2 separate regions of the Homo sapiens genome follow, and region 1 is linked to region 2. A link is an interaction called in ENCODE POLR2A ChIA-PET data of the cell type or tissue named here. Cell type or tissue: GM12878. All regions are shown on one strand. Links, peaks and the distances in the headings refer to the core of each region. The heading gives the core; the rest is flanking DNA.

Region 1 (7,270 bases), core at 1,129-5,128, 230 kb before region 2:
GGTCAAAATAAGCAGCAGGAAGGGGGCTGCTGCAGTTCGGTGAGCATGAGTGTCGATTGTGCCCCAGACCAGAACAACAGCAGTGGACACTGCGAGAGGTACACGAGTTCCAGACAGATTTGGAATTAGAATAGTCAAATCCAGCCGATGAATTGGAAGAGCAGTTAGAGGAGAAAGCCAAGGAAAGGAAGTTTCAAAAATGACTCCCGGGCCTCTAGGTTTCAGTTACTCAGGGAATGAATGCACACATTGTAGTGTGTGGGGAGTGATAGATGATTAACGTATAAAGAAATAGATAAGATTTTTATATTGAAAACAAAACAAAGGAATAATAGGTAGAGAAGGATTGGAATAGTATGGGCAGGCTGGGGGCGGGAGGAGAGAAAGTATATGTTTCAGACAGGAGACCAGGATAGGACCTTCTAAGTTGTCTTTGAGCAGATCTGGAATGAAGGGGGTGGTGGTGGGAGGCAGCATGATCAATATCTACACGGCTTCAGCAGAACACCATAAGATCTACACGGCTTCAGCAGAACACCATAAGAACTACAGCAATTCAAGAAACTTCCCTTGGACTCCACTTTAAAATGTACTAGGCCACCACTTATGTGCTAAACTAGTTTATGTTTTAAAAAGACTGCCACAATCCATGATTCCTTATTACTGGAATACTAATTCTCTTGTGCTTTTCCAGTTCTGAAGAAATTTGAATCAACCACATCTAAGGACGTGGCTTGAACAACTTAGAATGAACAAAATGTTGCCATTGACTTTCTAGGATTCTTTAGTAAAATTATTTGTCAAGTTACTTTCAGGCAAACTGTCAAAACACATGTCTGAATTACTCTACCAGATGCTGGGTAGAAAATAGACTCTATTTACTACAGTGGGACTTCCATGAGATTGTCTTTGTGGTCTCTGGGAAATAGGTCTTCTAATATTACAATCTTTTAGTTATCTATACTGACATTAGAAGAATGACTAAAAGAGTTGAATGATTATAACTAACTGCAGAGAGATTTAAAATACTGAACAGCTCAGAGGACTACCATGTTCAAACTGTGAATCTGTTAGGAGTTCCTACTTCCAAAGCACACTGGAGACCTGTGGGAAACCCACCGACTGGGGATGGAAACAGGGGAGAGCCATGGGGAGGATTCAGACTTCTTGGATTATCACGGTGAAGAACGTATAGAGTAGGAGAGTTTTGGTAAGTGAAAAAGTCCAGTACTCAGAACAAAGGGATCTCTATGGTAGACTTCTCTATACTAGATAACTAACATAAGCTCTTGAAAACAAAAAAATAATAATAACCATTTTAGTAATCTGGCCCTATGAAATTTCTGACCTTTCAAAAATAAACACATTGGCTGACACTGGTGAATAGCAAATATCTGAAATGATTTTGAAAACCATACGGGGCTGCTGACATTTTTGCCCGTCTCCTCCACATTTATTCTCATTAGTTGATTGAAAAAAAAAAAAGGAAAAACTCAAAGTTCTAGGCTGCTTCTCTAGGGCATGGTTTCTCAATAACAGCACTATTAACACTTTGGACTGAATAATTCTTTTTGTGGAGGCTGCCTTCTGAATTGGAGAACGTTTGCAATCTCTCTTGTCATCTGCCCACAACACCAATAGCATCTAAGCCTCTAAGTTCCAAAATAGCATCAGCCTCTAAGTTCCAAAATTGTCTCCAGACATTGCCAAATGTCCCCTGGGGAATAAAATCAATTGTTGAGAACCTCTGCTCTGCTGTGATGTGCTAATACATACCATAGATTCAAAAGAACCACACATTGCTGAATCCTTTTTTTTTTTTTTTTTGAGATGGAGTCTTGCTCTGTCACCCAGGCTGGAGTGCAGTGGCGCAATCTTGGCTCTCTGCAACCTCCAAGTCCCAGGTTCGAGGAATTCTCCTGCCTCAGCCTCCTGAGTAGCTCAGACTGCAGGCTCCCACCACCACACCCAGCTAACTTTTGTATTTTTAGTACAGATGTTTCACCATGTGGGTTTCACCATGGTGGCCAGGCTGGTCTCGAACTCCTGACCTCAAGTGATCCTCCCGCCTCAGCCTCCCAAAGTGCTGAGATAACAGGCATGAGCCATCACGCCTGGATAGATAGCTGAGTTCTTTATCAATGAAAGAATTACAAGCACAAGAAAGACCTGGGACAGAAAGATACAAGATGCCAACTGCCAAACTGTGCCATTTTATTTTTTTCTATAGCACTTTGCTAATCATATATTGAAATCTTAGAAAATGAGTCTCTGAGCTGCCTCAATTTTCATAATTATTCATTCTTAGAATAGTCTAAGCCCAGACAATTTAGAGATGCGTCTAACTTAAATGTGCACCAGTTTCTTGACCATCTATACTTAGAAAGTCTCCATCCTCAGGATAAGCCCTACCCACCCGGGTAGAAGTTTGGTCTTTATTCTGTCGATTGGAGAGGCAGAAGGCAGTCTAAATATCACAAAAAGAATGGGAGATCACTTCAATCCCATTCTGGATCCTGGATTCTCTTTTCTTACCCTTCTGACACAGGTAATTTTGGTAGATTTCCCAGCATAAAGGGAGTTATCCTATTTAGTGGAGCTCTTAAGTTCAATGGCCATAGAAAGGATAAGCCATCCTTAGGTGATGAATTTATCTGCACTAAAACAAGTGTTTCAGGGCAAGCATTCAGTGAGGTGATATGACAGCATCTGGGTTTATATCAGAAATGCCTAATGACAGGCTCTGCTTAATCACAGTCTCCACTATTTCCTAATCTCCATTTGTTATCCCTCCTTGCAACCTTAATCTATTCCCTAGCTTCTTTCTATGCTTTCTATGCTTACTTTAAACTCCTATTCCCACTGCTCCTTGCCTCATTCTCGAAGTTTCCCAAATCAAATTCTCAAGAAAAGAGAGCTTGACTGACTTATCATTTTAAATAATAATAATGTGAGATAGTGTGATTTATAATAAGATATATATAGTGTTTGTTTTTGGCACAAAGCCCCTAAAGCCCTTGGAATTTTCTAAGAGCAATAAAGGTAACAGGAGCATCTTTTGTTATTCAGTCACACCAGAGTTTGTGTTAATGAGGTGACTTTTGGGAAGTCCCTAATGATAAGCAGGGCTGTTGCCATGGAAATCAACCATGTGGTTAGAGTTGGAACTTTCAGCCCAACCTCCAGACCAACCTCCAGGGAGGGGCATGTATATGCAATGAAGCCCTCATAAAAATCTGAAGGAACATTTTTCTTTTTCTTTTCTTTCTTTTTTTTTTTTTGGAGACGGAGTCCTGCTCTGTCACCTAGGCCAGAGTACAGTGACACAATCTTGGCTTACTGCAACCTCTGCCTCCTGAGTTCAAGCAATTCTCCTGCCTCAGTCTCCCAAGTAGCTAGGATTACAGGCATGTGCCACCACACCTGGCTAATCTCTTTTTAGTAAAGACGGGGTTTCGCCACATTGGCCAGGCTGGTCTTAAACTGCTGACCTCAGATGATCCACCCACCTCAGCCTCCCAATGTGCGGGGATTACAGGTGTGAGCCACCACACCTGGCTTAAGAACATTTTTCGAAGAGCTTCCAGGTTGCTGAACACATGGAGGTGCTGAGAGGGTGATGAGCCCAAGAATGCACGGAAGCTTCATGCTCCTTCCCACATACCTTGCCCTATGCCTCTCTTCCATCTGGCTCTTCCTGAGTTGTAATTTCCTTTTAAAGTAAACTGGTAATCAAATAAGTAAACTGTTTTTCTGAGTTCCGTGAACCATTCTAGCAAATGGTCAAATCTGAGGAGGAGGTCCTGTGAACCTTTAATTTATCTCCACCCAGTCTAAAGCACAGGTGAAAACCTGGACTTCCCATTCTCATTTCAAGTGGGGCCATGAAACCACCTTTGCAAAAATTATGACAGTGAGAGAAATCTGACATCTTTCTTCTAACATCACAAGCTAACTGCCTTTTTTAACTTTAAAACAAAGATGATAACAGTCCCTACCTGAAACTAATGCCCTCCTTGGTGGGGGACTGAAACTGCCTTTGTAAGACTAATGAAAGTCCACAAGGTTGGGCTTATGAGAAGAACTTAAATTCTGCTAAGATGTAGGTGTAATTAAATGATAACCAGACATTGTTCCCTAGCTTACCTTTCTATAATAGTTACTGCTCAAGAATCATGTAGCCAGAGGTCACAAGATTTTTAACTTCCCCTCTTGCTCCTATAGATAAAATCACTATTGTCAAAATCTAAGATTGGTCTCTGAGATATTTTTAAACTTTCGCATTCTGGCAACTAACTGACTCCACCCGGACCTGTGACTCATGCCAAGAAATTGACTCCCACGCAGAAACTTCCACCCAGAAACTGACTCAGCATGCGAAGACAGTTTGGATACTCCTATGATTTCATCCACAACTCATCAGCAGCACTCGTTCCCTAGTCCCCTGTCTGCCAAATTATCCTTAAAAACCCTAGCCCCTGAGCTCTTGGGGAGGCAGATTTAAGAATTATCTCCCATGCTTCCACTTGGCTGGCCTTGTGATTATCAAATGCTTTCTCTACTGCAACACCACTGCCTTGATGTATTGGTTTTTCTGTGCAGCAGGCAAGAAGAACCCACTTGAGCCATTATAGACAGTCTTATGAGACTGAGCTTTTAGTCCATGGGATCGGATGTTGTTTCCATGTAGATGGTGTCAGAACTGAACTGAATTATAGGACACATAGTAGGTGTCTGACAAACTGATGTAGAAAAACCTCCACACATTTGGTGATTAGAAGTGTTGAGTTGTAGTAGCAGTGGAGGAAATAGAATTCATTCCTTTGGTTCATGTAGAGAATTTTTTTTCAGAACATGTAATAGGATTGTGTCTTGTGCCAGTCAAAAAGTTACAGGTATTAACTCATTTAATCCTCACCTCAAACGAACTGAGTGGGAACAATCAATAAACTCATTTTACAGAATAAGAAAATTAAGGTCAAAATCAACTGGTAGACCTTGGATTTGGAACCAGACAGTCTGACTCCAACTCCCATGACCTTAACCACCTATGACTTGACAGGCATGGGTCAGGAGCCTGCTATCATCCAATTTTGGCAGCACCTGGTTACCACAAAGCATGTGGTCCCTATAGCAGAAGCTCAGGGTGAGGGCTACATTATTTAAAATCACATAGGCATGTGGCAGAAAACTGTTTGACCTAACAAAATAGCCATCCAACATGGCAACAAAGTCTACCTCAAGTGTGAAGTAAATAATTGGTTAACAAAAATACATTTTCTACACCATGAACACAGAAGAAAGCAGAAAAGGTAGGGCCAAGCTTTCCCTTTAAGCAACAAGATATATCAGGTTACAGTGGACCCATGATTTTATTGAACAAACTGAGTAAGGAAAAATTCCACCTATTCTTTTAAATGTTAACATTCTCATTGTTCAAAGTCTTCTTTTGAATCATCTCTCAGTGACCAAAATACACCTTGAAGCTCATTTTATTTTGTTACATTTATCTTATTTTTTTTTTTTGGCAGAATAGTGTCTATGTTAGAGAGCTTCTACCTCTAAAATATATCTTTCTGTTGCCTTTACCAATGAAAGAGAACTTTTCTAATCTTAAATAACTGCCTCATAATCTGGTCCCTGGTAAAGCATGCAGATATGTTTCCAAGTTCTGGAATTTGGTATTACATAAGAAAAGTTAGAGTTTAATTTTGGTTTCTTTATTCGCAAACTTTTTACTACTGCCTGAGTACTTATTTTTGTAAAAACCTTACAATTAATATAGTTTAAAGAATGTTATTGCAGCATTTTTTTTTGTTTTCAATTCTTTTTATTGGAATTTGTGAGCCTTTCCAATCTGCATACTTTGATCATTTTCAATGCAGGGTCATTTGCTTCTATTACATCTTTCATACTTGCTCTGTTTGTTTTATCTTTGTGGGTTCCTTAGGAATATGTAAAGTTCTTAGATGTATCTTCGAACTCCATTCTCTGTCCTCTATATCCATTACCTTTCTTTTTCCAGCCCCTCGTCCTCTTACCCTATGCCCTGGGGAAACTTCTCAAGTTTGTTTCCCATGTGTGTTCTGCAGTATGGAGTCTGCTCCTTGCTCCCTCAATGTGGGTGATATGGTTTGGATGTTCTGTCCTCTCCAAGTCTTATGTTGAAATGTGACTGCCCATGTTGGAGGTGGGCCTAGTGGGAGGTGTTTGGGTCATGGGGTCAGATTCCTCATGAATGTCTTGATGCTGTCCTCATGATAAGTGAGTTCTTACTCTGAGTTCACATAAGATCTGGTTATTTAAAAGACTGGCATCTCCTCTCTCTCTTTCTCTCTCTCTCTCACTCCATCTCTCACCATGTGATATGCTAGCTCCCCCTTCACCTTCCTCCATGAATAGAAGCTTCCTGAGGCCTCACCAGGAGCAGATGCTGGCACCATGCTTCTCATACAGCCTGCAGAACCATAAACCAAATAAACCCTTTTCTTTATAAATTATCCAGTCTCAGGTATTTCTTTACAGCAATGCAAGGACGGACTAATGCAATGGATATTTTATTACTTTTGTATTCCTTTACTTCCTTGCCACCGTTCACTATTCTTCCTATATCTATTTCCATCTCACCCTGGTGACTTTTCCTTTAGGCTTGCCCTCTTTTAGTAGCCTTGTGCTCCTGTTTCATAACAATCCCATCTTCTTGCATGCGCTCTTGTTTTTATAGGCCTCATTGATGCCTTTTTGTGATTGTTTATTCCTGGACAATGACACACATGCTCAGATTTGGTGTTTTCAATAGGCAGAGTGTGGATGGCTGATGCTTTTGGAAGCACCAGAGTGCTCTCTCTGCTTCCCCCCTCAACTTGCTTTGTAAAGAGATGAGAACTTTGAGAAAATGACTATTCAAGAACCTCATATATTTGGTGCAAGACTAGCTGTGGAGCCTTGTACTCTGAGAGATATAGTTTGCAAAATAAAGTATTATACTATTTAGTAGACTGTAGTACATAGCAATTTGTAGATTGTAGCTTTCTATAATTTCTCTCTTTCTAGAAAATCAAACTAGCAAGTGGCTCTGGGGAAGAAGATCTCATTCCAGTTCAGCAGAGCTATCCCAAAAGAAATCTAGTTAACACTGAGAATTTTTAAAACGAATTACGCACATGCTCCCCAGCAATAGATTTATCAGAAAACAAAATAAAACGAGACTCTATAATGCATCTTTTCTTGTCCAGTAACAAAAATATATAGCAATTTTAATTTGCATTTG
Region 2 (7,270 bases), core at 2,127-6,126:
GTGTCTTCACATGCTAGAGAGGCAGAGAGAGCACACTCTCTGAGGTATCCTCTTCAAAGGACACTAATCCCATCATGAAGGCCCCACCCTCAGGAGCTCATCTGAACCTAATTACCTTCCAAAGTCTCCACTGCCAGATACTATTACATTGTGGATTATGTTTTTAACATATGAATTTGGGCAGGGGATATAATTCAGTCTAGAACACCTCTTATTACTCTGACTTCCTCTTCTGCCTCTCCTTCCACATTTAAGAACTGTTGTGATTACAGCGGGCCCACTTGCATAATCCAGGATAATCTCCCTGCTTTAAGGTCAGCTGATTTGTGACCTCAATTCCCCCTTGCCACCAAAGGTAACATACTGGCAGATTTCAGGATTAGAAAATGGACATCTTTGGAGGTTATTATTCCACCTATCACAGTATCATATCCATGGAACATTCATAGAATCTGGACAAGACCGTTAAACTTACACTAAAAGAGAACATGAGGAGTCACATTGAGTATCCAATAGTGCTTTAAACTCTTGTGATTTTAAAGTCATGCTATTCTTAAATTTAGAAATAAATTTCACAGCATTGTTCAAAGAGAAAGGTAGTAGATGTGTCATACATGCACTTATTTATATATATGTCTTTCATACATATATATGTTTATATGTATGCATTCACATAGGTGTGATGGTTACTTTTAAGTGTCAACTGGCTAAGTTGTGGTACCCATTTGTTTGGTCAAACACTGGCCTAGATGTTGCGGGGAAGGTATACTGTATATATAATTAACATTTAAATTGGTAGACTTTGAGTAAAGCAGATTTCCCTCCATAATGTGTGTGGCATCATCTAATCAGTTGAAGGCCTTGAAAGAAAAGATTGAGGTCACCTGAAGAAGAGAGAATTCTGCCTCCAGACTGCCTTTGGATACAAAACTACATCAACTCCTGCTGGAATTTCCAGCCTGCCCTGCACACTTCACAGTGGCCAGTGCCCACAATCTCATCAGCCAATTTTTTTAGAAAACTGTAATGAAAACTAAAAATATATATAATTTAAATTATAGAAATTACATGCATATATTTACACATACATATATATGCACATACAGAAATATATATGTAATTTCTATAATTTAAATTATATATATTTACATATTTTTACATATGTCTACATATATTTACACACAAACACACGTGTGTGTGTATGTGTGTGGTTCTGTTTCTCTGGAGAATCCTAATACAATACGTATAGCAAATGACCCATGCTACAACTGGGACAGCTTGAAATGGCCATTATTAAAAACAATTGTTAGGTAGTCAGAAATAAAGAGCATGTGTCTGTAAGAACATCTCTCTCTTTTATAATCAGTGTTATAGCGATCTTGTGAAAGAATAACAATAATTGAACTGTTTATTTCTTCACGTGATCTTTAGTTACTCTCAGGAACTTGGTGCAAATGAGTATCTCCACTGTAGAAGAAACTAATTAAAATTAAAATCTCAAACTAAAATTCATGTAAGAATTCAATAATTTCATACATTTAGGATATAGACAAACCTCTTCAATTTTCCACAGAAGTTCCGAAGAGCCCAATTTTTAAAATCCTGACAGGCTTTTGGGGGAGTCATTAGTGTCCCCAGCCTATACAACCATGGGGCAGGCAGGGTTCTGGAGGGAAGCCAGAGAGGCCAGAGGGGTCACAGTTGAATTGCTGGGCCCAGTAAGAGGTTTGCATAAGATTGGTCTTCTCAGACTGGGCACAGTGGCTCATGCCTGTAATCCCAGCACTTTGGGAGGCCAAGGTGGGCGGATCACCTGAGGTCAGGAATCTGAGACCAGCCTGTCTGACATGGTGAAACCTCATCTCTACTAAAAATACAAAATTAGCCTCGTGTGGTGACGTGAACCTGTAATCCCAGCTACCTGGGAGGCTGAGGCAGGAGAATCACTTGAACCCAGGAGGCAGAAGTTGCAGCGAGCCAAGATCCCACCATTGCACTCCAGCAGGGGCAAAAATAGTGAAACTCCATCTCAAAAAAAGAGACTGGTCTCCTCAATCAGAGATGATAAAAAAGAAAAGAGAATATACTACCACTACGATTTTCTAGTAGTTAACAAAACAGACATACTGCCTTGACTTGCCTTTGCCAAGGTTGCTGTCACTCTAGCATTCGATAATGCTGGTAACTCAAAATGCATCCCTGTCCCCAAGAAACAGTTTTGGGTCAAAACTAGGAGTTGGCAAAAATTTTTTTGTAAAAGGCCAGACAGTAAATATTTTTGGCTTTGTGGGTCACTACTCAATGCCACTGTTGTAACTCAACCATAAAACATGAAATTTCATCAATACATGAAAGAATGAACATGGTAGGATTCCAGTGAAATTTTCTCTACAGACAGTAAATTTACATTTTATATAATTCTTACCTGCCATGAAATATTATTCTTCTCTTGATTGTTTTCAACCATTTAAAAATATTTTTAAAATTATTCTTAGCACACATGTTGTACTAAATAGGCAGCAGGCTGGACTTTGCCCGCAGGAGACAGTTTTCCAACTCCCTCTATAAACAATGAATATTAAGAATGATAAAACTGGTGAGTTATGTTTAGTGGAAAACATTCACCTTATTTCTAAGTGTAGAAAGTCAATTCTGTGGTAACCCCAATGGATTATTTTAGTTGTAGAAATAGTTGGCCCCATTGGTTCAGATATTCACCATTATTTAAGTCACAAATTGAATGTGCTTCATTCATTCATTCTTCAATAAATATTTATTGAGTGCCCACTATGTCCGAGGCACTGTATGAGGTACTAGGATAAAAAAGCAAATATTCTGTAAATTCATTCCCAAAATAAACCTCTGAAAATTACTTTATACTGTTCCTTCAATCTGCTTGGGATTTTGAATTTTTGGCAGTCGATGATTAACAAAAGGAGATGGTGTTAGTCCAACTCTGAGGTATTATTAACTCAAGCAAAACAAAAAAAAAAACAACATTTAACATGAATGACAATAAACCTTCATATTCAAATGAGATAAGAAGCCAATACATGTTTTATTATTTTCATAAGGGCTGGCTGAATTAGAAATAACTATAATAGTTTCAGCTGGGGAAAGGATACTTTGTATTACCTTATCATTTCTAATAGCATAAAATTAATTTTTAGTTACAGTGATTAAGTGTAAGTTTCTAACCTTTTGGAAAATAATGGTGACAGTGCATTAATCTATTGCAAATCAGGAATTAGGGCATCGCAGGGACAATCATTATCAAAGTATATTTACTGACTGCCTCTTAATTGCCTAACAAAATAACTCTGCTCTTATTTCAAAATAAGCGTGTTTCAATATGTTTGTAAGCTTTGATATGACTTGATGTTCATCACAGTTCTATCTATAATAGTGGAAAATTAGAAATAACTTAAATATCCATCATGAAAGGAATAAATAAATATATAATGGTATATATTATGGATCCACCAGACAATGGAATATGGCTATTACAAAAGATGATTCTAAATCAATGGCCACTACTGAAGAAAGATATCTACAATATACCAAAAACTTTTTCAGAAAGCAGGTTATAGGCCAAATGCACAGCACTTTGGGAGGCCAAGGCAAGCAGATCACCTGAGGTCAGGAGTTTGAGACCCGCCTGGCCAACATGGCAAAACCCCGTCTCTACTAAAAATACAAAAAATTAGCCAGGCATGGTGGCACACGCCTGTAATCCCAGCTACTCAGGAGGCTGAGGCAGAAGAACCTCTTGAACCTGGGAGGCAGAGGTTGCAGTGAGCCGAGATCACGTCACTGCACTCTAGCCTGGGCGACAGAGTGAGACTCCATCTCAAAAAAACAAAAACAAAAACAAAAACAAAAAACAAAGAAAGAAAGCAGGTTACAAGACAGCATTAATAGTTTGTTCTAATTTATGTAAGGTCACATACATTAGAACACTAACCAAATTTTTATAAATTATTACTCCCAGGTGGCCAGAATTTGGGGATGATTTTTACTGCCTTTAAAAAAATTTTCTCTATTCTTTGAAATTTTTACAATGAACATGTACTGGGCGCCTAAATAAATAAAGAAGATTTTTTTCATTATGTAATCTACAAAACTAAAAATCAGCAGGACTTTTATGATTAAAATGACCAATAAATTATCATTTCAGTGATAAAAATAGTAACAAGTATATGAGGCTTGTCGGGATGGCAATCCTGTGGTCGTAATAGCTATTGAAATTACCCCGGCTGGGTGTGGTGGCTTACGCCTGTAATCCCAGCACTTTGGGAGGCCGAGGCGGGTGGATCACAAGGTCAGGAGATTGAGACCATCCTGGCTAGCACGGTGAAACCCCGTCTCTCCTAAAAATACAAAAAAATTTAGCCAGGCATGGTGGCGGGCGCCTGTAGTCCCAGCTATTTGGGAGGCTGAGGCAGGAGAATGGCGTGAACCTGGGAGATGGAGCTTGCACCACTGCACTCCAGCCTGGGGGACAAAGCAAGACTCTGTCTCAAAAAAAAAAAAAAAAAAAAAAATCCCTAATGTGAACATTTTTGGGAATGCAATCTATTCCCATTATCCTGCCTTGAACAACACTGTTTCATTTGAAAGCTTCAAGAATATCATGTGCTTTGCTATCCTCTACGTGCCCATTGTCTTCAAGAAACTCAGCATCCTAGCACGAGAAAGTGTTGAGATCAAGTCTAAATCACTCATCCTACAAATAAAGGAACTAAGCCAGAGAGGTGACATGACCTGCCCAAAGCCCCACAGCTAAAGCTATAACACAATTTCTCTCATTTTTGTGCCAGTCATAGAAAGTTACCTTGAACCCATCATCAGAATGTCGTAGTACACTAGAAGTCCCACATGAAACCAAACTAAGATCATGCTGGAATGTATTGGCATCCCAGCCTCCATTGTATTCATAGAGCTCTGGGGAGTGTAATGCTGAAGGACTGGAGGAAGACCCAGACACACATCTGTGATGCTGCACTTGGCAAAAATGGGGAGGTGGAGTGACATCGAGTCTCTTAGACGCACACAGATTTGGAAGAAAGAAGCTTCTGCCTGTCATACACTGCCCAGGCCTTAAAAAAAAAACAATAAAAATACTTACACCATGCATTCACAGACAGGTTCAGATGTGACATTGTGCAGCTGTTTATTAATAAAGGGGTAACATTTGAAACAAAAGAAGTAAATACAATTCTGTAGTATATGAAGAACAGAGAACGTAAATGTAAGGCTTGGGTGAAGGAAAATATTCAGTCAAAGGTAATAACAAAAGCTAATAGCTATAATTGATTGAGAACCTACTACACACTTTACAGAAACTATTACCCCAAGTTCTCACTACAACCCACAAACCTTTGTTCTTCAATCAATACTGCTTCCCTGTCAGGACAAGTCAGAGTGAAAAGAAAAGACCTCAGACATCACATCACTGGAAGGCAATGGAGAAGAAAATGTTAAAGAGAAGGTTATTGCTGTCAAGTGGTGCTCTGAAGCTTAGAAGGATGAAGACTGTGAAAAGCCATTGGATATGGTGTTTAGGACATTTTCAATGTCCTTTTAGAGTTTTATTCTCCCTTTTGTCATGTTACCATGAAATCTGACCTGACTTGGCTAGCCGAATTTAATCACTAGGATTGAACTAAGCCTACAGTAAGTGTACTATTTTCTGGAAGTAAATGATTCATCTGTATGAGGTAAAGGAAATTTTCCAGGAAGAAGAGTTGCTATTTAGCAAACGCCATTATGCATATTATAGTAGTTGTACTCATTTATTGACATGTATTAACTCCTTCCTTTAGTGAAGCCAATTTGTAAGATCTATAAACATGCTTTGTAAATCATACCCTGTTAATTTCCCCTCTCCCATCCCTACCTTCTTACTTAAATCAAGTGCAGACAGGCTCAGTTAAAAAGAATCAACTACCACAAACAAGGCATGACTCTCTGGCCTGTTTCTCTGCACCAGACTAGCTCTAAACTGCTTTTTGTCAATCGGAGGTTCAGGTTCATATGTAGTTTGCAAACCTGTTATCATTATTCCCCTTCAAGTATTGTTGTCATTCCTATTTTCCTGCTTTTCTCTTATCTACTTAATATTTAAATTCCTGATGACACTCATTCTACTACACCATTCTTACAATCGCAACATTTTCCACATCCATGTAGAGATTATTCATTGCACATTTTCCCAAAGTGTATTTTCTTAAAATTAGAGCCTAGATCAGTAGCATCCAATGGAAATACACGTAATTTAAATTTTTCTAGTTGCCACAATAAAAAGTTTTAAAGAAGCAGGTAGGCCAGGCACCATAGCTCACACCTGTAATCCCAGCACTTTGGGGGGCCCAAGTGGGTGGATCACTTGAAGTCAGGAGTTCGAGACCAGCCTGGCCAACCTGGTGAAACTCTGACTCCACTAAAAATGCAAAAATTAGCCGGGCATGGTGGCACACACCTGTATTCCTAGCTACTCAGGAGGCTGAAGCATGAGAATTCCTTGAACCTGGGAGGCAAAGGTTGCAGTGAGCTGGGATTGTGCCACTGCACTCCAGCCTGGGTGATAGAGCAAGACCCTGACTAAAAAAAAAAAAAAAAAGGCAGGTAAAATGAATTATCCAATGAACTATTGTTTTGGCATTTAATCAACGTCTTAAAATTGTTACAGGTATATTTTAGATTTTTTGTACTATTTTAAAAATTCATTGTGTATTTCACATTTATAGCACATCTCAATTCCAAAAGTAGCCACATGTAGCTAAAGGCTGCCATATTGGGCAGCTTAGTTCTAGATCCTGAATGAAGGTGTTGAACAAGATCAGACTTTTAGCTGAGCCCTCTGCTAAGGTTCTCTCCATCCTCATCTCCCTCGTTCCCCCACCATCACCCCAATCTAGAAATAGTGTTCTTTCTTGGGCCCATTTTTACAACTAAATTTGTAGAAGCTATGTCTTAGACATTTCCACAATCTCTTTCCCACCTTAGACTTTTCCTTATCTCAACCCGTTCATTTGATTAATAGGAAAACTGATGCTCAGAGAGATTGATAATCGACTCCGGGTCACACAATGGTTAGGAGCAACGATCTAAATTCAGTCTTACTGATGACCAGGTCAGAGCTCTTCTGACTACTTTAAGAACTGAAACTCTTCTCTTCCCCCTATTCCTCCCTCAGGGCTCAGCCTTCCTTTAAGACTCTCCCACAAGAAAGAGTTGATCTTACCCTCCTACTCAGACATTAAGTTTA

The links. Peaks named below come from ENCODE experiments on the same cell type or tissue, not always from the same donor. Only the 100,000 strongest peaks of a DNase experiment are listed, where the experiment ranks them.
Region 1: POLR2A ChIA-PET joins it to region 2 with 5 read pairs; 3 of 35 experiments call an interaction of 5 or more read pairs at or near these places.

The regions. Positions count from the first base shown.
Region 1 is chr9:72,631,265-72,638,534 of GRCh38, reverse strand. The region is part of intron 4 of TMC1 (transmembrane channel like 1); the gene reads right to left. Among named protein-coding and RNA genes, the nearest start is that of TMC1, 110 kb to the right of the region's middle. In GM12878, for the core only: no CTCF peak of the experiment used is centred there; a DNase peak (open chromatin) is centred at 3,154.
Region 2 is chr9:72,405,685-72,412,954 of GRCh38, reverse strand. No RefSeq gene overlaps it. Among named protein-coding and RNA genes, the nearest start is that of ZFAND5, 44 kb to the right of the region's middle. In GM12878, for the core only: no CTCF peak of the experiment used is centred there; no DNase peak of the experiment used is centred there.